3 separate regions of the Homo sapiens genome follow, and all the other regions are linked to region 3. The links are chromatin loops, found by intact Hi-C in ENCODE. Cell type or tissue: PC-3. All regions are shown on one strand. Region 1 overlaps WLS (Wnt ligand secretion mediator). Region 2 overlaps WLS (Wnt ligand secretion mediator). Region 3 overlaps GNG12-AS1 (GNG12, DIRAS3 and WLS antisense RNA 1).

Evidence for each region. Peaks named below come from ENCODE experiments on the same cell type or tissue, not always from the same donor. Only the 100,000 strongest peaks of a DNase experiment are listed, where the experiment ranks them.
Region 1: a loop joins it to region 3, with 5 times the contacts of the local background. A loop is called at or near these places in 3 of 110 quality-filtered maps.
Region 2: a loop joins it to region 3, with 2.3 times the contacts of the local background. A loop is called at or near these places in 6 of 110 quality-filtered maps.

Annotation. Positions count from the first base shown.
Region 1 is chr1:68,193,798-68,201,797 of GRCh38, reverse strand. WLS (Wnt ligand secretion mediator) reads left to right here. Exons shown (of 12, transcript NM_024911.7): 2 at 7,571-7,843. The region is part of intron 9 of GNG12-AS1 (GNG12, DIRAS3 and WLS antisense RNA 1); the gene reads right to left. Among named protein-coding and RNA genes, the nearest start is that of MIR1262, 14 kb to the right of the region's middle. RefSeq lists an enhancer at 1,653-2,154. In PC-3, no CTCF peak of the experiment used is centred here; DNase peaks (open chromatin) are centred at 2,887 and 3,787; H3K4me3 peaks cover 1,798 bases; H3K27ac peaks cover 3,034 bases.
Region 2 is chr1:68,171,069-68,179,068 of GRCh38, reverse strand. All of the region lies in intron 2 of WLS (Wnt ligand secretion mediator), which reads left to right. All of the region lies in intron 9 of GNG12-AS1 (GNG12, DIRAS3 and WLS antisense RNA 1), which reads right to left. Among named protein-coding and RNA genes, the nearest start is that of MIR1262, 8.5 kb to the left of the region's middle. In PC-3, no CTCF peak of the experiment used is centred here; DNase peaks (open chromatin) are centred at 78, 4,128 and 4,798; H3K4me3 peaks cover 1,035 bases; H3K27ac peaks cover 1,981 bases.
Region 3 is chr1:68,116,830-68,124,829 of GRCh38, reverse strand. GNG12-AS1 (GNG12, DIRAS3 and WLS antisense RNA 1) reads right to left here. Exons shown (of 10, transcript NR_040077.1): 7 at 7,098-7,379; 8 at 3,589-3,705. It also overlaps a transcript of WLS not described here. Among named protein-coding and RNA genes, the nearest start is that of MIR1262, 63 kb to the left of the region's middle. RefSeq lists a silencer at 7,870-8,000. In PC-3, a CTCF peak has its summit at 4,476 (motif pointing left); DNase peaks (open chromatin) are centred at 3,099, 4,459 and 7,979; H3K27ac peaks cover 358 bases.

The DNA.
Region 1 (8,000 bases), 77 kb before region 3:
TTTTGCATTCAACTCTGCTATGTAGTATGTATGTTTGTGTTTTGGTGGTAGTGGTTCAGTGTAAAGGAATGTTCTGCTGTATTAAAAAAAATTAGCTTTCCTAGAACAGATGTTAGCATAACTAACTGACTGAAAGTGGCTGGCAAGAATGAATTTCATTTCACTTAGCGTACCCCATTTCATGCACAAGGGCATAGCTTTGATAATTGTAAAAATCACTTCTGGTCTAGTCTCTGTAGACACACTTTCAGCTCTCCAGTAATTGAGATTGAATTGTGAAATAATACTTCATTTAGTAAGCTAGTAAGATTTAATGGGTATGGTTGAAATATAGGAGAATCTTCTCTTCAAAGTAGGTGGTGGAGAAAGCATAAGTGTCTACTATAACTTCAGAGCAATTTCAGTAAAAGAATTAACACACTGAATCATTTAAGTACTAAGTCAATTTAATGCAAATATTTGCACTTTCTTTAGCTGAACTTTTTGAAGAGCTCATTCTAATTAGCCACCCAAAACTTAGATAAGTGGTATGGCAGATATTAAGAAATCTTTTTAGGAACTGACTTTCAGTGAATGGTAAGCAGGTTTGGCTCATAAGACCTCACAGCTCAGCCAGTTAATATGATCTGGCCACTGAAGTTGTGCAGTATATTTCACATGTTTCCTTTTAACCAGAATTAAGGCTTTTGAGCTGGCGAAAGGCATGTGGAATGTCTAAGGAAAATCAATTGAGCATATTTAAAGCTAATTTCTAAACTTAGCTAAAGATTTTCTTAGGTTAAATAAGTACTTTGGGGGCATTTGAAAAAGTAGTTACATAACAGGAATTCATCTAGTCTTTTCTGACACCTGTGTTCCCTTTCTCCCTCTTTTCGACCCTCCCCACCTTGATACTCAAAAAATCCAAAGCACACTCTGCAATTGCCCAAGGGTTTAAGTGCTCAATATGTTTTATATAAGTTCTCATAAGGCAAGCAGAGATATTTAGATAGGCAGAGCTTAGAACCAACTTGGGCATATGCCTTTTAGTTCTTATAAATACCATTCATAGTGCAATGGAGGTTTTCTCTACATTTCAAAGTAAAATGGATATTGAGCCATTCAACTTCATAGATCAGGTAAAAGTTTTGGGAGCTTATATTCATTCTTCAGCTATTGCTTCAAAAGTTTGAGGAGCTTATATTTCCCAGCTGTTGTTTCAAAAGCAATAGCTGGAAAAAAAAAAAAAAAGCAATAGCTGGAGAATATAAGCTCCCCAAACTTTTGAAGATATAGACATAGACCAAGTAATTTGTAGTCTCTGCCCACCCCCGCCCCAACATTAATTCTATCCGTTGAAATCAGTCCCAATTATTTTTAAAAAATAAAGGCTAATAACCAGTTCTAGTACCCCAAAATGTTTTATGGAACAAGATAGAGAATAAATAAAATGAAATTATAAAATATAAATAAATATTCACATTTTTACAGGTGGAGAGATGGTGCTGGCAGCTTTTTAACTGAGATTAGTTTTCAGGTGTTAAATCAATGTCTCAAGTCAGTAGGAGAAAGTATCTGCTACCAACTTTTTGTATGTTTTTAAATCAATGTGTATTGTTCCTATCATTTTTGTTAGATAAATTCTATTGTAAACATAAAATTCTCTAAAACATTTCTGAAATCTTTGACCATTTTTACTTTAAGTCATTACTTTTTAAAATGGTGCTGTTCTGATTATTAATTCTTATAAACAGGAATTACCTTTTCAACTGGTCTATTCTCTGCATTCCTTCCCCTTGTACCCCAAAGCAGATTATTCTTTAAATATCATCTTTGTTGCAAGGCAGACATTCTTCCTCTAATTTAGAGGAAGGCTATTATTACCTGATGACTGAGACTTCAAAGGCTCTTTGGGGCCATTTGTGGGAATAGGACGGGGAGCTTCTTCATTCCCACCTGACTACCCTCTCACTCCGCCTCCTTCCAGCAGATCTCTGGTCTGGCCTTGTGGCTACTTACAGGGCAGAGATAGGTGTCATAAAAGGAAACATTCCTGCCAAATAAAAGTTCTTTGTTATGTGTGGCTCTGTTTATTATTCCTTCTTTATGGTGCTCTATAGAGTACAGCAGGGATGATTGGGAGCAGAGGCCAAGGCACTCTAGTAGAATTATACCACTGATTAGAAAAGGCAAGGGTGGACACAGAGATAAGAGTAGTACTACAGTTTTCACCGTTAAATGATCTCTTTTTAATTTTTAATATTCAAGCACAGATATCTGCAGAAAATATGATTGTTTTAGATATTCTATGACCCAGCACATGTTCTATCTCTACCTCAGCACCTTCCCTCCTTGGCCATCCCCCATTCTCCCTTGGCTATTACCTGCTCTCTTCCAAGGCTAAGCCCTGCCGAAAGCTACCCTCAGCTCTTTTTACAACTGGAGCATCCTGTGCAAACCTCTGTCAAAGAAATTTCCAATCAGGGTGTAATTCTTTGTGAACTTCTCAGCCTCCCACACTAGCCTGTGAGCAAATGGGGGTCTGGGAGGCCATTCGTCTCTGTCTTTAGTTAGTACGGTACCTGCATAATAGTAATGCTCCTAGGTGATTGCTAAAGAAATGTTCATTACTCATAATAAAGCAAAGAAATAAATAGTCTATGTTGGCTTAAATGGAGACAATGTGTCATGTCAGCCTGTTGTTTTAGTTTTATTTTAACTTTTCTAAGAGGCAACCAAGTCTTGTCTCTCTCTAACTCTTAAATTACAGGTTCTGGAAGGAATAGGGGCTAATGATTTAATGTTGACTCAATTTTAAGCATGATAAATGCTAGCGGTTGGCTAGATAGTAATTTGTAAACTGGATAGCCATTTGAAGTGAAATAACAGGAAGCTGACTGGAGTCAATGAATATTCTTCCAAAAGAAGTACTACAGGTTTAGTCATTGTTCACTTACATTTTTATTCAAGGTTATGTTGTAACGATGACTGGATTTTTCTGTCATTCTGGTGTATTCATTTCTCCCACCTCCCAAATATCTGACTGTTGCCCTTTCTCAGGGAATGTCAGGTTACATATAACATTCATCAAAATTATTTTTTCCTGAAATTGTTTATTTATTGTCTGCTTCCTCCGTTATTTGTACGTTCCATATGGTTGGTGCCTATCAGGTTTACTCCAGAACCGGCAGTGTCTAGTGCATGGTAGATACTCAAGACAAATTTGGACAATATACTGTGAGCCATAGTAATGTGTGTAACTGAGGGACCACTGAATTTTCATAGAGACTTCAGGTTGTGTTTGTACATTTCTTCACACCTTGAATTTGTTAGAAGTCTTATTGATTTCATATCACTTTAACATTAAATGTTATATAGAATCACATTTCACAATTCATGTGCTGTAGTGGAAAAGTGGAGGCCAAAAATACTGTATTGAAATACAGACAAAATAAAATGGTCATGTTTGATAAAGTAAAAAGAACTGAATTCATAATGGACTGCATTTTCAATGAATAGCTCATGGTTTTATAACTTCTGTGCATATTCCCAAGGCTATCTTAACCAACCATGAGTTAACCAGTTTACAGTGACTAGGCATATTTAGTTTTGGCCAAATTATTCTGTCATTGAATTGGTCTGGTGTAGAAGTAGTTTTTGGCCTACTTGTTTTCAGTTAAACCTTATACTATGGGTGGGTGGAGGAGACATTTATAATGTGTGCTGAGGCAGCTGGGTAATATTGCATTACTCTCCTAGGAATACTGGGGAGTGGTTATTTTTAGCTTTCACCTGAGCAAACATGACTCAGTTTGTTGACCTGAATCTATCCAGCCCCCTCTTGAATACACAAACTCTATTAATCCCTAGAACCACGCAAGTGACTAAGTAAGGCCTTCATTACAAATACCTGTTATTGTGGCTTGTTCAAAGGTTGAAGATGATTTAAACTTCCTCCATTTAGCTCTTTTCTCTTAATCCCACACACTTTAAAAAAATTTACAGACAGATCAAACTTTTTTTGATTCTAGACACAATTTGTGACCCATGTAGCTAAAATTTTGACTATAGCTAATGAAAACACATTCTATGGTAGGTGACCAGCTACCAGCTGTAAGCTTTGCTTTTGGTTTACGTGATAATGCTGTCTATATAAAGAAACACTTGGGAATTCACTTTTAGCTGGAGTAGGACATTGCACTGAGCTGTAAATATATTATTGGGGGAACATTAACTGTCCATGTTTGAATATCAGGATGTCTGTTTACTTTCTCAAGCAATACTTGTGTTTTCTCTTTTGAACACTATTAGAAAAACGGAAAATGTTGAATTATCTTCAGGTTTTGAAGTTATGGAAAGCATTTTTGAGACTCAAGGACTAATTTATTCAAGTGAAAAAAATTGTGATTCTCACAGTATAGCTTGAGATGCACTTGAGGCTTCTCCAAGTTCACTGCCATGATATTTATGAAAATATTAGTATTTCTGGGATTTTTTTTCTTTATAGAAGAAACACTAGACTAATGAGAGGATGAAAATAATGCAGGCCCCTAAAAAGGCAGGCGTTCACTGCATTCATTAAAAATGCGGACTTTGTGACCATAAAGTGTTCAGCTTCTCTGTTATTAAGTTTGGAATGTGGTTTTGGAGCTTAGCTGAGGAACTCAGCTAGTTATTTTTCGTTTTGGCCTGAGAAGTGAGAGACTTGTTTTTCAAGAAGGTAAAAAATAAAGAAAAAAAGGTTAGGTTCATTTTGGAAGAATAGAAGTTTTAAAATGTAGTAACTATTTTCTGCAGCAAATAGTCAGTTTGAGTATGTTAGCCGAAAATAGAATTCATGACTTTTGTCTCACTGTTTATTTCTCCAACCACATTAAAAAGGGTTCAGTTAAATGTGCCATTTGGCTTTTCTAATGTCAGTGGGCTATTTAGCTGAGTCAGGATAACCAAAGTTTGATTGACTCATATTTCTAAGAATAAGTCAGATGTCTGATTTTAGATGGATTAGATGTGAGGTCTTCGTGATACAGTTTTGAGTTTTAAAGAAAAACGTCTGTAGCAGGGGTTAGTGGCAACTTGTATTGCAGTGTTCAGCCTTCTACATGAAGGATGTTCAGCTAGAGCTTAGTAGTGTTGAGTTTTCTGGTAAGTATTAATAGGCATTGTCCTAACTTCTTACAAACATAACATTTTACTAAAAATGTATCATTAAAATAGATGTTTAATAGAATAGAAAAATAATGTGGATTCGAACATTAGAAGTAGGGCAGAATATTAATAATACACATTTTTCCCGTTATATAACTTTCTTTTTGCTTTTCATGTTTCTCCATTGCTATCTGATCTCTATTAAATAAGAGAGAATTTCTGCAAACATAATATACCAAGTATCAGATGCACAGAAATACACATATTTAAACCACACACATAAACCATAATTGATGACACTTTCTTTTAACTACTAACTTTCAAAGGTTTATAGATGTATCTATTTTAAAATATACTAGTAGGACCCACATAAAGAAAACAATGAAAGTTTTCCAAGAAATTTAAAAACAGATTGTAGACAATGGAGAAACAAGTACTGTTCTTGGATGGGAAAACTAAACGCTGGGGAAGGATGCTAATTCTGTCCACATTAATTTATTATTATATATTTATTATTTATAAATTTAATTTAATCTTCAATATCCTAGCAAAAAGATGTAAATTTGAAATGGATTGGGGAAGAGAGTTACTCTAGCAGATATTGATAAAAATAATAAATTTATAAAATTCAAAGCAATGTTGTGCTGACCCGTGAATTGACAGTTTAATGCATGGAAAAGAACAGATGTTCAGAAACATGCTTACATACATAAAGATTAACAGTGATATGATAAATCAACAAAAGGGAGGGTCTGTTCAATCAACTATAATTTAAATATTTAAGAAATAAAACTAGAACCTCACTGCATCTCTTATAGCAATTTTCAGATGGATCAACTGTTTAAATATTAGAAAAAATGAAATTGCAAAAAATAAATAGAAGTCAATATAGATGACTATTGAATTTTGAGATGAAGAAGGTCAGTTTCTCTAAACACAAAAGCATGGGGGGAAAAACATAAAAGAGGGATTCCATATAAGATCTGGAACTTCTCTATTTAAATGTGCATAAACAAATTTAGATAGCAGATGGAAAGTTTAGGAGAAATTTCCAACAAAACATATTAGGCAAAGGATTATTCTTATAGATAGCCTTTACAAACTGATGAAGGAGAAGTTGATTTTGGTGTATTGTGTGATTGACTATTTTGCAACTACTAACTGAAAGATTTTAATTATAAAGAAAATATGATATAATGGCTAATATTTTATACTTTGTGTGTGCCCAAGCACTACTCTGAGTGCTTTCATATGTTAACTTGTTTAAAATATGCAGTGACTTGGAAAGATCAGTACTATTATTATTGCCATCTAAGAGATGATAAAACCGATACAGAGATAGGCTTAGTAATTTGCCCAAAACTTTCCTAGTGTGGATTTGTGGTGACACAACTAAAAATGAGAGAGCCAGGATTTGACACCAGACAGGTCGCCTCCAGAGCTGGTGTTATCACACAATACTCTGCTTTTCTAAGTGAATAAAAAGAAAAGACTACAAAACTATGCATGATATAACTATTTTATAAATATGTGTTAATATTTGCGTATATTTTAAAGTTACACAATTTAATTCATGTGTAAACTTTTTATCTAATTACACAGTCATAGAAAAGACAGATGGCATTTTGACATTTTCCAACAGTGGTTACTTCCCTCTAGTGGGATTTTGGGTAAATGTTGTTTTGAACTTAAAATTTCTGTATTTTCCAAGTTATTAATATTATAATCATATAACCATTATATAATCACAAAATAGTGTTTTTAAAGTTACACATTTCAAAGTTGCTTTGCTGTCTTGAAGTGCATCGTTTATATTTTAGTACACTTTTGAAGTATCAGTCAGTGTTTGAGTTCCCATTCTCTGCTAGGTACCAAGCTAACTGGTGTCCCCTAGTTCTTTATCTTAAGCAAAAGCAATGTTGTACAATTTTAGAGCCAAAAGGAATCTTAGAAACTCTTCCGTTTCTCAGATGAGGGTCCTGAAGCTATTACAGATTTAACTGACTTACCCAAGATTCACTGACAGTAGGTTTTTAACCAGGCTTCGAATCCAGGTTTGAAGACTAAGGTCTTCTGACTTTAGATACTGTTCTCTATGAAGCACCAGAGCTCTCCAAGACCTCAATCAGGTGGGAACTGTAGCACAGTTGATTTTTTGTGACATTGTTTTGAAGTGGGGAAGTATAACTAGACTGGTTACAAATGTATTCTTTCACAGCAATTGAAAACATAATGGGAAGGTTCTCAGAGATACTGTTATGACACCTCTGGAGGTCAGTGAAAGATCCTCACCCAGATTTGGAAGATCCCTAAGTATTGCTGAGCCCCACTTGTAGAAGGCGATACAAAAGCTGGAGGGAACACAGCAGTGGAAAGAATATTAACCAGAAACAGTAGTTTCAATAGATGGCTTTTCTAAAACAGACAAACTTTCTCTTTTCAGCTCCAGGGCCCACAACGGCAGTGTCCTACATGTCGGTGAAATGTGTGGATGCCCGTAAGAACCATCACAAGACAAAATGGTTCGTGCCTTGGGGACCCAATCATTGTGACAAGATCCGAGACATTGAAGAGGCAATTCCAAGGGAAATTGAAGCCAATGACATCGTGTTTTCTGTTCACATTCCCCTCCCCCACATGGAGATGAGTCCTTGGTTCCAATTCATGCTGTTTATCCTGCAGCTGGACATTGCCTTCAAGCTAAACAACCAAATCAGTTAAGTGTACTCTCCTCTCATCCCTTTCTTCCCTTTGAGCATTGCCCTCTTTGGGTTCTTTTTGAGCCAATTCTAATAAAAGTAAAAATGGTAATAGTAATAGCAAACAATTATTGACTACTTCCCAGGCACTTTCTGTGTACTTTACCTGTATTA
Region 2 (8,000 bases), 54 kb before region 3:
TCTACTCCTTAGGTAGGCAGACAGGGTTGGTGTACTGGAAGTGTATTTTTAGTCTGACATTAAAAAATGTATCATAGACACCAACACAGGAAGCAGTTTTTAGGTGAGTCAGTGTATAAATAACCTCAAAGAGTTTCATGATGGGATGGTAGATCTTTCAGTTTAGCAGTTCAGTATCTGAAAACCCTTTCCCAATTTCATTCATTCATTCGATAGGCATTATTGGGACTTGTACTACATGCTAGCATTTTGCTCAGGATTTAAGAAATAAAGATAAGTCCTTATTCTTCATAATACAATTTCAGAAACCATCATAACCCTCTTTTGTTTAGTTTTCTCTTTTCTTTTCTTTTTTTTTTTTTTGAAATGTAGTCTCGATCTGTTGCTTAGGCTGGAGTGCAGTGGCGTGATCTTGGCTCACCGCAACCTCCCCCTCCTGGGTTCAAGTGATTCTCCCGTCTCAGCCTCCTGAGTAGCTGGGATTACAGGCGTGTGCCACCATGCCCAGCTAATTTTGTATTTTTAGTATAGACGGGGTTTCACAATGTTAGTCAGGCTGGTCTCAAACTCCTGACCTTGTGATCTGCCCACCTCGGCTTCCCAAAGTCCCAAAGTGCTGGGATTACAGGCGTAAGCCACCACTCCTGGCCTAAGAGTGAATTATTTAAAGGCAGGGACACTGTGTTGTTCATTGTTATATCCTTAGCACAATTCCAGGCACAGTAAATATTCCATGTGTACTCAAAATAATTAGGAGCTCACAGTCTAATTCATGGAGAGAGAATTAAAAAATTACACCAGTGTGTTCAGTGCATTAAGTACCCAAAGGAGTCCATAAACATAGAAGGGGAAATGATTAACTCACGGAAAAGGAAATGTTTTGATTGAGTCAAAGGTGGAGTTTTAAAGGCGTTGGAATCTGTGATCACTTACAATGTGAAGGCAAAGAAACAGTCCAAGGGCAGTCTTATTTTTTTCTGGAAAGTGAAAGAGCTTGGAGAGACAACTCCAGCACTGGGTTAAGTACTTTCAAGCCAGAGTGTTTGGGCTGAATCATAAATTATGAATGTTTGGCCTGCTGCTTATAAATTATGAGACCCTTGGCAAGGAAGTTTTTGAAACTTCCTTGTACTTCATTTTCCTCACTTATAAAATAGAATAGTAGTACTACCTTTATAGGGTTGTTGTAAGGATTAAACTAGAATAGTGTATGTGAGGCTTTTACATAGTAAGTGCTGGATACATATAGTAAATGCTCAATATAAGTGAATAGTTGGCTGGGCGCAGTGGCTCACACCTGTAATCCCAGCACTTTGGGAGGCCCAGGAGGGCAGATCTCTTGATCCCAGGAGTTCGAGACCAGCCTGAGCAACATGGTGAAACCCTGTCTCTACAAAAAATACAAAAATTATCAGGATGTGGTGGTGTGCCCCTGTAGTCCCAGCTGCTTGGGAGGCTGAGGTAGGAGGACTGCTTGGGCCCAGAAGGTTGCGCCACTGCCCTCCTGCCTGGTTGAGATTCTGTCTCTAAATAAATAAATAAGAGTGAGTAGTTATTATTCTCGGACTTGAATAGAAAGGAGGAATTGTGTTCCAGAGAGAGCATAGAAGCCCAGAAACATAGGTGGCAGGGCTGAGTGTTCAGAAAAAGGACCCCGTCCATGGATGTTAGCCACAGGCCTTTCATTACTTCCGGACAGTGGTTATTAACTTCAGGTCAAGGACTTTAACCTTGGGAGACAAATATGCATAGACCCCATTTGCACATTTAGTATTCATATTTCAATGGAAGCCCTGAAGCTCACCCATGGAATTCAGAGGTTTATGAATCCCGATGAGGGTATGCCCCATGAGTACCAAAATGCATGCTGATCAGCACTGAAGCAATTGGATAAAGTCCTAAAATAGAAGATGTGGAAAATTCTTAGCATCCTTAGGAGAATGTGCCCACAGGCATGATTTAATTATATTTGACTATAAACATAGCAGCATGTAAATTAAAATATTTTGAAATGGAAGAATATTAAGATGGGAGCAGAGGTGTATGGGAGACAACCTCTTGGAGTGGAAGAGTGGTAAGAAAAGATCAGGACAAGAGTTAGCAATGGGAACATTCTTTTGGATGAAGGTAACTCAGCAAAGGCATTAGGTATAGAGAAGGAAACGTTGATTATGCATCTCCTCTGCAGGCTCAATGCTAGATGTTCAAGGTTAAATCTCTACTGTCCTCTGTGAGGCTGTTACTGGAGAAAAAGTTTTAAATTTAAACAAGTATGAAATTATGGAAGTTAAGTGACTTCTTCAAAGTGATTTCTAGGTGAGAAAGTGAGGACTAAGACCATATTTTTCTATCATGAAATGCTCTGAAATAACATATGTGCAAAGGACGGTAAGCCCATTTGTTGGGCTGTAGAAAAGTGTCCATATTAGAGAAAAAAGATGAGCTGCTGAAAGACAGAGGGCCTGGTAGGTGAGTTGCCTTGATGACCAGCTAAGAAATTTGGAGTTTGTTTCTTAAGAAAAGGAATTGAACATCACATCTCTAGTGCTGAAATAAAATGTGGAATTCAGGATTTGAGACTCGTAGCTTGTCCTTTGAATTATACAGCAGCTGAAAATCGTGTTTCTTTTTTTCCCATCTGGACTTCTCACTTGGTGGTTTTCCCAACGGGAGGGCATCTGTGAACCTTTTAATGGGAGAAGTCATCAAGCTGGGTTAGGGCTGTGCTCCCAGGGCTGGCTTCGGAGGCAGGTAAAATCTGACTCCCTTTTGCTTTTCAGCTACAGACACAGCCATTGCTGCCACCACCAGCTGGGTGACTCGGAATCTAGGGGTTGCCAGTAATTGTGGGTTTAAGTCACAGAGGAAAAAGATAAGAGGAGAGCCAGGCTGGTTTTTCCACAATTAAATGTTGCCTCTCAGGCTTCTCTGTTGGCAGGAATCCAAGAGGTCAGGAACCACCAGCCATATTATTTTTGTCCCTGGCTGCCTGCTCTCATTTGTATCCCCTCCTCATTCATGGGAACGAAGAAAAGGTGGGTTGGAAATAAAAAAGCTTGTTCTAGCCTACTTTTTCCTTTACGAAACTTGTCAGAAACAAAGCTTTCCTGTGAAACAGACGGGATCCCTTCTAGTAGCTGGCTTTTCCTGCAAGCGTTTTCTGTCTCTTCTTTTCTTTCTGCTGGCAGCACAAATGTATTTTCCGGGTTAGGGGTGTTACCATTGTTGAAATCTACTTTTCTCCTTGTATAGTCATGCTGGTATGCGGTGTTATTTCTCAAGCACTGCCCTGTAGTCTGGTTCTCTGGTATTTTTGTATTTGTTAATTGTTTAACTCTTCCATTAGTCAAACTCAACTTGTTATCCTTTGTCACTCAAACTCCATTATAAGTGCCCTGAGGACAGGCATGGTTTTATAGCTCTTTGTTTTGGCCTCAGTGCCTTAAGTATAGAAGGCAGTCAACAGCTGGAGGTGTTTTAGATTTCTACATTCATGAAATATTAGAACTAGAAAGGATCTTAGTAAGCCTATGATCCAACTGTAGTATTTCATGAAATAATACATTATGTAAAGTGACTTACTCAAATTGTTTGGCTAAATAGTGGCCTTTTTAGAGCAAGAAGCGGGTGTCCTAACTTTCCTACCCCATGACTGAGAGACATAAGGGGAAAGTACTTGAGCTGCTGAGTCAGGCAAACCTGGGTTCTCATTTTGCCTCCCTCTCACATTGGTAGCATGGCCATGGGCCTCAGTTTCCTCACTTTGAAATTGCCTGTGATGGTTTCCATCTGGCTGGCATCTGCATGGGTGAAAATGTCTACACATAGTAGGCAGTAAAAAATGTGAGCTCTTAGGAATCATTGTTTTATTTCTTTTAAAAATACTTCATTTATAAGAAAACATATTTCTGAGATCTTTTCAGCATCAGAAAATGGTGCCCGATTGCTCTTGGTGAGAACAACTTTGGAGGGAGAACAGGCCAGTAGGCCTCTTTGATGGAGATTCAGCCTAGAATGAGCTAGAAATAGAAATTAGTCCCACCTACAGGACATAAAGCTCATGGATGTAATGCCTTTTCCTTTTCCCAGTTGTCCCTCCATATAAGGGAGTTTGGGTTGATTAACTCAGCAGTTAGTAACACAGCCCTTATCTTACTCACACTCAGAAGAGGATGTGGAGTAGTGGAGGAGGTCACCAGGCCAACAGGCCCAACTTGCTTCCTACATGATAGGAACATCAATGGTCATAAACCATTTGATGAGATAGGAGAAGCCAAGGGCTGAGGGAGGAGATGGCATTCGGGGCAGGTGTGTGGAGTGATGCATGTAGAGACCAACGCAACAGTGCTAGCGTGACCCGAAAGGAAAGAGCAATGATTTTAAGGGAAAGGCTGAGGGTGATGGCTGGAGAAGAAGAGCAGAAAGGGAGTCCAGCTTAACACTCTTGTGTTGTGGGTGGCTTTTATTGAGGGAGGAGCAGCAGAGTTCTTCCGCAGCTCCACCAAGGGTCATGGTTTTCCATTATGCTTCCCATTCTCTCACACACACATATGCTTCATCCACCTTCTTTATAGTATTATGAATCTGTCCATTATCTGGAACCCCGGGTGGCAGTAGAATATTGTCCCACTGTCTCCTGGAGCCCAACTCGAGGAATGTCCTGGCTGATTGATCAAGGGAAGGACCTTATCTTTAAATAGAACCCCAAAGCTGAGTGCAATAATTCCCCACATAAGCCGTATGAAACAAATACTTCGTGTGAATAACACTGGCCTGACTCCAGCAATAACACAGCTGTTGAAACAGCTTAGTCACCAGGGCGATGGAGGTATGCAGTGAGGGAATGTTGGGGTGCCGTGATCTGACATTTAGCTGGCTGGCAGCAGCGCTGAGAGCCAACATGGAGCTGCGGGAGAGCTGCAGAGAGAATCTGCTACCCGTCCACAGGCATTATTCCCTTGTTTCTTTTGAAGCCCAACCGTAATCCCTTCCCTGGGCAAGGCAGACTGAGGAGGAAAACAGAAAACATTTTAGGACTGAAGGGAGGGAAAGAAATGGTTTGCTTCTTTTAGACACCTGGTTTCTGCCCCTTAATGATGCATGTTTATTTCCTGGATAACTTTTTTTTAAATGCCCCAGGCTAGGCAGAGTATAATTTAGATATGGCAAAGGGGGAAAAAACTCATTTATTTATCTTGCCTAGAAAAACGTCATGACTCTTCTTAGCTTACTTGTGTCCAGGGGATGTATGAAGAAGTCAGCAGGGAAAGTCCTGGCCCTGCTGCCTAATATTGCCTGAATCTCTGTAGCGGTTCATCTGCCAGAGCTCTTGTCTGAAGGACTCTGGGTAGATCTGGGCAAAATACTTAGCTGGTTTCGTCAGGATTTTGGGAGGACTAATAAACTGCCATGGAGCGACCCCATCCCTCTGCCAGCTCTTTGAAGAACTGACCTGTGTGTTTTTTCTTTATCCTGGACTCCCTCTGCACTGTTTGTTTTGGAAGTTGTTAAGTTAAATTAGCCATCCCTTTCCTTTCCTGGTTACTGTATGACAATGCAGCTGTCAGTCTGTGAACTCTGCCATCATCTATTTTTAGACACAGTGTGAATGAAGCTGTCTTCTCTAATTGCATTCAGAGAGAGAGAGAGAGAGAGAGGGGCACGCAGGTAGATTTTCACAACGATCAAATCAGCTATTCTAAATGCTCTGTGTACTGACAGTGTCCTGGAGAGAAAGCAAAGAAACCCACTGTGTGTTTTCCTCACTTGCTTTCAGGTTTGTTTTCTTTCCACATTGATGTTGATTATGGTCAAATAGGAAAGTGCTGTTGCCACATTTGCTTTCCAGTGTTTTAACACTTGCTAACTTAGATGGTTCTGAGTTCTCTAGCTTTGTTAGCGAAAGATTGGTTCATCATTGGGTTCAGATTCTTTGGTAAACAAATTCCTTAGAAAATATCCTCCTGGCAGTATTTTCCACAAGGTTAAATCGTCTTAAGCACACTGAGAACTGTGTTAGCAGTGGGCCTCAGTTTCCTTAGGATGTCTCTTTGTCTACCTGGCCCCCCATCCCAGTCCGTCTTCCGCACAGCTGCCAGAATCTCCTCCTTTGCTTTAACATCCTCTAAGCAAAATGCTGCAGCACTCAGGGCAAGCTTCTTCCCTTTGTCATTAGACCCTTCCTGTTCTCTAGCCTTCCCTGTTCCCTCCAGTCCCTCTCACATTCCCTGCCATATTGAATTAGTTGCTTTCCCTGCTATTTTGTGCTTATGTGACTTTTTATACATGGGGCTTCCTCTGCCTGTAATGCCTTTTCCTATCTCGCTGCCTAGTGAACTCCTATTCTGCAATTCATTGGTAAATATCACCTCTTCTCAGTAGGGTGAGCCAGAAGATTGTGTCTTCTGTGCTACAATTCTTGACCTTCTACTCAGAACTCTTGATCTTTTTGTGCTGACTGTATACTTCATATATACTTCTAATGCAGTACAAACTACATGGAATTATACTTATTTATATACCTGCCTTCACCACTTTACTGTAAACAATTTGAGGGCAATGACTTTGCCTTATATGCCTTTTTATCCCTACTCTTTTTTTTATAGAAGAAGTTTAATTGTTTCACTCTTTATAGACATATATAAACATACATTTTTATGTTTATATACATGTATATAGTTCCAAATCCTATTTCTATATAAGATTTGTATTTATTTATATACAGCATTTGGAACTTCTCTGAGTATTTTTTTTTTTTAATTATACTTTAAGTTCTGGGATACATGTGCAGAATGTGCAGGTTTGTTACATAGGTATACATGTGCCATGGTGGTTTGCTGTACCCATCAACCCGTCATCTACATTAGGTATTTCTCCTAATACTATCCCTCCCCCATCCCCCCACCCCTCAACAGGCCCAGGTGTGATGTTCCCCTCCCTGTGTCCATGTGTTCTCATTGTTCAACTCCCACTTATGAGTGAGAACATGTGGTGTTTGGTTTTCTGTTCCTGTGTTAGTTTGCTGAGAATGATGGTTTCCAGCTTCATCCATGTCCCTACAAAGGACATGAACTCATCCTTTGTTATGGCTGCATAGTATTCCATGGTGTATATGTGGCACATTTTCTTTATCCAGTCTATCATTGCTGGGCATTTGAGTTGGTTCCAAGTCTTTGCTATTGTGAATAGTGCCACAATAAACATACGTGTGCATGTGTCTTTATAGTAGAATGATTTATAATCCTTTGGGTATATACCCAGTAATGGGATTACTAGTTCAAATGGTATTTCTGGTTCTAGATCCTTGAGGAATCGCCACACTGTCTTCCACAATGGTTGAACTAATTTACACTCTTACCAACAGTGTAAAAGTGTTCCTATTTCTCCACATCCTCTCCAGCATCTGTTGTCTCCTGACTTTTCAATGATCGCCATTCTAACTGGCATGAGATGGTATCTCATTGTGGTTTTGATTTGCATTTCTCTGATGACCAGTGATGATGAGCTTTTTTTCACGTTTGTTGGCTGCATTAGAATCTTCTTTTGCGAAGTGGCTGTTCATATCCTTCACCCACTTTTTGATGGGGTTTTTTGTTTTTTTTTCTTGTAAATTTAAATTCCTTGTAGATTCTGGATATTAGCCCTTTGCCAGATGGATAGACTGCAAAAATTTTCTCCCATTCTGTAGTTGCCTATTTACTCTGATGATAGTTTCTTTTGCTGTGCAGAAGCTGTTTAGTTTAATTAGATCCCATTTGTCAATTTTGGCTTTTGTTGCCATTGCTTTTGGTGTTTTAGTCATGAAGTCTTTGCCCATGCCTATGTCCTGAATGGTATTGCCTAGGTTGTCTTCTAGGGTTTTTATGGTTTTAGGCTTTACATCCAATCTTGTGCGAGGACACCAGTAGGTGCTCAAAAATATTTGGTGGAAACAAAAATAGAGTTGGATGGTCCATCTAGCACAGGGATTTCAGGGGTGTGTGTGCAGGGGTTTGGGGGGA
Region 3 (8,000 bases):
CTGAGGTCTGGAGGTCTGGGGCACAGTCCATGTAATTCACCACTCAGCACCCCTAGCCTGCCTTTTCCTGACTTTGGCTTAAAGCGTGGTAAGCAGTGACAGTAGAAAATGCTTTGACTTTGGCTATTCTCTCTAGGCCTTTTCCTAACCTGGTGGACATTGGGATGGTGTACGATCCTGTGCACTCAATATCCACTTACCAATCAACCACTGCAGTGCCAGGAATCAAAGGGAGCCGTGCCTCCCAGTCCAGCAGGGAACTCCTGTCCCAGAAGATAGAGGGAACGTTTCTCTATCCCCTGGGTTAGGAAAAGGACTTTAGATAGACCTTAAAGGAGAAAGATTTTACCAGAGCCAACGGGCAAAGGGATCAGCAGTACAAAAATCATAGAAGAAAGATGCAAAGCATGGACAATGTTTGGATAAGGTCGGCGATCAGGCCTGGCTGGCACATAGGAATGGAAATAGCAGATGATGAGCCCTGTGCACCTGTGAGCCAGATGGAGAAGGGTTTTTAATGCTGTGGTAAGAGTTACAAGACTTAGCCTCAGATATTAGGCAGAAAAGTGATACGATCAGAATGATCACTGGAGCCTGGAGAGGCTGGACAAGCCCAGAAAAGAGATCACAGAGACTGGAACCAGGACAGTAGCAGAGGACTTGGAGGAGAGGATTATTTTGGAGATAAAATGCACAAGGTTTGAATGTTCTGGATGTGGGTTGCACAGAAAGATCGATCAGAGTCAAATTTCAAGCCCTCGCTGGGGAAGGGAATGGGTGGGGTTTCGGACAGAGAGAGAGATTCTTGGATGACAAATGTCAGTGGATTCACTACTTAAAGTTTTCTAAGTAGGAGCCAACTCTAGCAAGCTTAGCTAAGAGACAGACTGTACTAGAACTTTCCTAGCATATATGAGAGATCCATGGAAGAGTTGAATTAACCAGGAAGATGGGAAGTGGGGCAGCTCTAAGGGCCCCTAGCACCAGGAATCCATGCACCTTTCTCTCAGAGCAGTACCATTCACTACTGAGTCTTTATCCAGTTCTTGTTTCTCTCACTTAAAAACAGGAGTCTTAGGCAGGTGGCTGTCCCTGTGCCAGTCACCTGTGACCAGGAAGTCAGGTCAAATGGCTGCTTGGGGCCTACCTTATAGATCGGTGTCCATCTCCAAAGAATGGAGAATCCATTTTGAATTGGGCAAACAATCAGAAAAGATCTAGCACAGTGGGCAAGATGATGAGTTTGGGTTTGCCTGGGCTAGGTTTTAAAAGCCATCTCTTTGAGGAAATGAGCTAACAATTAGAACTGAGGGGTCCAGCAGATTGGGCAGCCACCACCATTGAGAGGAAGAAGGACAACTGGGCAGAGCAGTAAAACATCAAGCAGATGACCACCAAGAGTGGTGAGCCAGACATGGCCATATTCTATAGGAAAGGGGAAGAAGATAAGGTGGATAAATCAGAGAAATGTGGGGTTTCAAAGAAAGAACCAGATTCATAAGGAAAAAAGACGAAAGAAACAACGTTAGATGTCCTCAGAGGTTCAGCAGCATTTAAGGATCCAAGTCTCTTGGATTTGGTGGTTTGGATGTGTGTAACCTTCTTAAGTGGCAAGGGCAGAAGGTAGACAGAGAAGTGTAGCAGAGTCAGTGGGCAATTGTGGTGGGAAGGAAGGAGGTAAAATGGTTGCTCCGAGAAGAGCCAGAGTAAAATGGAGACTTGTGTTTTTTAGTCCGCAGGGAAGTGAACTAAGTTTGTAAACCTGAAGGGTGAGATCCAGCCATGAAGGAAAGATGTTGAGGAGCTAATGTAAGCCACAAGCCAAATCAGAGTTTTGGGACCAAGAGTACAAGTTGATGAGTTAGCATCGAAGGAGTGAAAAGACACTTTCATCCTGAGACAGGAGAGAAATAACAAATAGACAGTGGAGGAGAAACTTGAGGTCCAGAGGAGAGGGGTTGCAGTATGTCCCCTGGCTGTTCTGCCTTCTCCACCGATGTGTAGTGGGTGTTGGAGTTTCACTAAAGAAGTCTCCATTTCAAGAATGCAGGTTGGATGCAACCCATTTCAATCAGTGGAAAGAGAAGTGGAAACTCAAGAGGTGAGAAAATGCTTTTAGTAAGGACCATCAACCTAGAGAAAAAATTTATTATTGGCCATGTATACCAGTTTTATACATTGTCATAATAAACATTTTTCAAGCAGCTTTAAAGGATATTATAGGAAAAAAGTATATAATTTTACAGATGTCTGTTTTTAAAAAATAAGAAAGTTTACCAATACTTACAACAAACAAATAAAATGCAATTGCTATATCAAACTGAAAACAAAATCAGTTTTATGTTGGTTATCCCAGTGGATTTTCACTATGTATTGTTCCTACAAGAAAATGTCCATAGTAATGAAATAAGTGATTCCACGTGTGACTGCCCAAGGGTGGTTTTAACCATTTCTCAGAACTGAGATAAAGCTCTAACAATTCTGATGCCTGAGTTCAGCCTATAATCTCATAGCTGATCGGGCCCTTGGAACTCATACCCCTGGGGTCCAAGCAGGTAACTTTGAGAAGTTCAAGAGAAATGTCAGGGGAGGTTGGAGGACCTCCCAGTGTTCACATGGTAGTGGCCACACCCTGGTCTTGGGTCTCATCCTCACCTTGTCAGTTCTAGAAACTATATTTTATCTACTCTTTCAAATTGAATCAGGCTTCCAAAGGCTGAATGGTAACATTGGGGAATCTATAAACTAGAATTTCTGTGTGATCTTTTACAGTAAAGAATGCATATATCTTATGGCTCCATCATCGTAGACTTCCTTCCTTCCTATTTTCAGGTAACCATGGAGGCTAAAAGAGGAAATAGAAGGTTTTTGGTGGACAAGGAATAAATTCACAGAGAAACTGCTGTCCTTGGAAGAGATAATGGCCTAACCCTGTGCCTCCAAAGAAAATATACACAGCTCCCTAAAAAGTGCCTAGCATAGTGTGGGAATTCAATCAGGAAGAGTCGGTGAGAGAGTGAACACACTTGACTAATCCCCATCTCTCTCTGCTGCGTGACCCTGAGTTATTTGGGACCCATCTTCTTGATTCAAGCTGACTCATCAGGATGTCAGTGCAGTTGGTCAGGCTCAATTTGCTGGTGTGTCCAGACATTCATGAGCCTGTACTTTGTCTTCTGTATTTCAAGGTCCTTTTTATCCTGTAGTGCTCCGGGAACCATCTGACTTCTGCAGGCTGTCTCTCCATCATGTTTTGATACGTGATTGATTTTGTTGCATGGGGATAACTTGGTTTCTGAGATGACATTAGCAGCCCCTTTTCTGCTGACATCGGGGGGCCTTCTAAGCATGTCTTGAAGTGTTCAGAGCTTCCTGTCTCCTGTGACAACACACTGATCTCTCAGGGAACAATGCCCTTCACTATTGAGACCAGACCTTTCCTTTGTGACTTTTCCTTATTTGGATTGATGGAACCCCTTTTTGTAGGGCCTGCCCCACTCAAGTCTTCCCTACCCCAGGCTCAGCATCTCAGCTCCTGAACCCCTCCTCCAGACATGGTTTCTAGAAAGTTCTCCCATTACTACTTACCTGTTAACTGCATCCTAGCTTCTCAGGGTTCCAAAATATGATGTTCAGATGGCAGGACTGCTCCAGCTGGCACAGATTAGTGTGAAAATGTCCCTTCCTGTACTAGGGCTTGATGTCCTAGGAAAATGGTACAGGATTTTTAAAAATACTCACTTCTTACTTTTTTGCTTCTCATGACCAAGCAACCACTAAATACTTAGTTTTAAAAATTTGTATTACCAATACCTTCTCTGTATTCAGCAATATTTTTGACTTAATGGTAGAACTTTACATATATCCCTGTTATGTATATTTTTTCCCATACACCAGTTAGGTTAAGGGACATCTTTAGCTTTTAAAAAAGTACAGTTCGAAATATAAAGTAAAAGCAGTTAAGTCTTTTCCAAGTACAAAGTGAATTGGTTCCAATTGCTAGAGAATTTACAAATATATATTCACCTGAGGCCAGAAAAAGCTCCTTTGGCCTAGGCCTCTCTCCTTTATCAAGCTCTCTCCATCACGAGTGTGCACATGTGCGCGCGCGCACACACACACACACACACACACAGAACTTAACAGCAGTGATGTGTGTTGTAATATGCAACTTTGTAAGTTACATATCACTCCCCAATACCACCTTCTCAGTCACGGAGTAGAGATCTTACTTCACAAGAAGTGAGACTCAGAGAGGTGAAGTGACCTGTGCAAGGTCACCTATTACAGTGCCAGAGTTGGAACTAAAGGAACTTCAGTCTGTGAACTTCAGTGTCTTTCCAGTAGCATATTTGCAGCAGAAGAGTCAAGAATGTTGTGAGCTGCAACTCTCACTAGAACCAAATGACCTTATTGGGAGATGTTAGTCCAGCCTTAAAAACAAGCTCTTCACCTCCATGAATGGCAAGTGTCTGCCCTCTTCAGGCCAAATCGAGAATGACATCTATAACTGAGCAAATCCTCAGAACCCAAGTCAGACCTTGGATTATTGCTTTTCAGTAAGTTCTGGTCCTGGCTGTGTCTCTAACTCTTGCTGTGGGACCCTCAGGGAAGCTACCCACCCCCTTCACCCCACCTGAATGAGATGATTTCTGAAGTCCTCAGCAGCCCTGATTCTAAGCCTCATAAGGAAGAGTAGGTGTTAATGGCATCCTAGGGCAATGGTAGGCGCCTGATGCAGATCTGCTGTGAGCCATGTGCTGGCATCACAGGGGTGGTTTATTAATTTCATTTATCATCTGGACAGCCCCTTCTTATAACGTACATCCTTGCCTCTTCTGAGGCTCTAAGATCCCCAAGGTGGCTCCTGTATCCAGAAACCCCTTGGCCTTCCCTCCCAGTTAAGCAAGATCTCTCTTCAACTCAGGGATGCTGAGAGATTGAAAGTGAACTACACACAGGAACAGCCAAGATAGGAGTTATTTCTATAGCACCATGCTTGGCTGATGTTCTTTACACGGAGTGGGCAGGATTTTTAAAACAGCGTTTGTGCCTTTTAGCCTGGGCTCCTCCTAAAAGCAGACTCTGGGACAAGGATTTGTGTGCAAGTAGCTGGCTTGAAAGGTGATTCCAGGAAGCACTGAGGTGGCATGGAGAAGCAAGGCTGAGAAGAAGGGAATGCAAAGAACAGCCACCAAGGTGCACGGCCAGGGCCTCTGTCAAGCTGTGAGGAACATGCTGCAGAGTTGTCCCCTGGGGCTGAGGAAGCTGTGAGAGAGAGCCACTCCACTCCCATCCTTTGTAGGTAGAGGGCCACCGCCAGGCTCTTAGCTACTTGGAACTAGGGCCAGCTTGAGGAATATGGGTGAGGCACCCATGGCCTCTGCTACATTGTTTTTAATCCAGTCTCAAAAACAAAATGGTCCTATCACAGAAACTCTGCAAAAATACATGAAAGAGTAAAGAAAAACATGTAAACATTTTACAATTACTCTATCCAAAGATAAATACTGTTAAAATGTCAGTATGTTCTTACACAAGTTTTTCCATGCATATATGTGTAGATTTATATACATTAAGATTGTATTATACATAGAAAATAAATTTCTGGACAGTTATATAACCTGCCCTTTTCAAAATATATCTAGGAAATCTTTCTATGTTATTGTGTTGTCTTCTATAACATGATTTTCATGACTTTACTATTATAGTCTCTAAAAAGGATGGTTCATAATTTTTACTGGACATTTCAGTGGTTTGCAAAGTTTGACTATTACAATATATGTTGAAATGAGCATCCTTGGATATAAATCTTTTTTGTACATCACTGATTGTTGCCTTAGTATCAATTCCTAAGAACTACTGGGTTAAAGATCAATTATTCATTCAATAAGCATATGTTGAACATCTAATATTGGGCCAGGTGCTTTTTTTTTTTTTTTTTTTTTTTTTTTGAGACAGAGTCTTGCTCGTCACCCAGGCTGGAATGCAGTGGCGTGATCTCGGCTCACTACAATCTCCACCTCCTGGGTTCAAAGTGATTCTCCTGCCTTAGCCTCCTGAGTAGCCTGGGATTACAGGCATCTGCCACCACGCCCAGCTAATTTTTTGTATTTTTAGTAGAGATGGGGTTTCACCATGTTGGCCAGGCTGGTCTCGAACTCCTGACCTTGTGATTTGCCCGTCTTGGCTTCCCAAAGTGTTGGGATTACAGGCGTGAGCCACCACAACCAGCCGGGCCAGGTGCTATTGTAAGCATTTGGGGCAGATCAGTAAACAATATCCCTATCATTGTGAAGTATATTGGTGTGGTAAAGGAAGGCGGGAGGGAGGAGGCAATAGATAGTAAGGTGATAGCGATGAAGGCTACACAGAAAAGCATTTATCATGGACACCTGTAAGCATACAGAGCCCTCCAGAACTGTGCCAACAGCAGAATGAGAGAGGCTGTGGCCCGCATCCTCACTGACACTACGTAGTTTTGAAATTTGCAACTTCAAGATGCAGAAATTGAATTTTGCATTTACTTCATTACCAGTAACACTGAGCATGTTTCATGTTCCTATGACTTGATATTTTTAGGTTGTCAGTTCAGATTCTTTATCCATTTTCTTGAGAGTCTGATTTAGTATATTTATCTTTTGTCTGTTACACGGGTAGCTCAACTTTTCTCCATTTGTCACTAGCTTTTATTTTGATTTGGATGTTTACCAGGATATAGAGCTTTTTTCTATGTAGTCAACCTGTACATTTTTTCTTTTATAGTTTCTAGTTTTGCTTTCATGCTTAAAGAAATATCCCCTAAGATAATAGGTCACCCACATTTTTTCTAGTTTTAAAAATTCTGTTTTTTTTTTCTCATCAATTCATATAGAATTTGTTTCCCAGCTGGAAGACCAATTAAATATTTTTTCCAGACAGTTATCCTAGCATGATTTTTTGGATCATAATTGGGAAGGACAGGATCTAGCAAGCTGGGGAGATCATGTCATTGGGTTACCCCCGGAGCAGTGGTGAGGCTTGGGTGTCAGAGCCATCCCATCCACAAGTGGTGCCAGAAGGCACCAACAAGACCCAGAAGCTCCCCGGGAACTCACCTCCGACTGCCAGTGAGGGTCCTGTCTGTGACAAAGAAATGTGCCATCGGGGGAAGATAAGCGTCCACTGCAGCACAGAGGAAACACGAGAGCTGCAGGCACGGGCTCAGTGAGCCGAGGAAGTCAGTGGCAGTGGCCGCCTGGCCAGGGTCCCTGGAGCTCCCAGGAAGCTGCCCTCCAAAGCAGTCTGCTCCTCTGTGCCACAGTGCAGAGGAAAGGTGTCTGGGGCCAGAAGCTGATGGCCGTATTGACTGGATGACAAACAGGGACCACACGAGCCTCCTGTTGGCAAAAGAGAACATGTGTGATGAGGCTGTATAATGGACAGCAGAAGGCCTTGGCTAGGGCTCTAACGTTACCCCTAATTGCTGTGTGTTCTTGGCCAAGCTATAGTACCTCTCTGGGTCTAGTTATCAAATTACATGTTGTTTAAAAAATTATACTAGGTTTAGCAGCATTCATTGGTTGGGAAGAATACTGTATAAGGATCCACTCTAGATGTCATGGTTTGCAGTACAAGCTGCAATTGTACAGATAAAGTTTGGGAGTGTGTACAGTATACTAGCTTGATGCAGAGGAGTGAGTGTGGGGGCAGGGGGAAATATGATTAGAGAAAACGGAGAAAGGAGGAAAAGCAGGGATAGAGGGAGGGAGGGAGGAAGGAAATTGAAAGTAAGTTGAGAAGAAATGGAACCAAGATTTTTTGTGAGTTGAATGCCTGACAATCATTCTAACCTGCACAAAGGTGAGTGGGAGGGGTCGGGGCCAGTCGTACAGGTTCATGGCAACCTTTTATTTCCCTAACTGGCTCAGGAGGGACAGTTCTGTTAGCCTTCAAAATTAAAACCACCCTTGTCCACAATTAATCAGTCCACAGCTATTTGCTGCCCTCTGCTGGCCAAG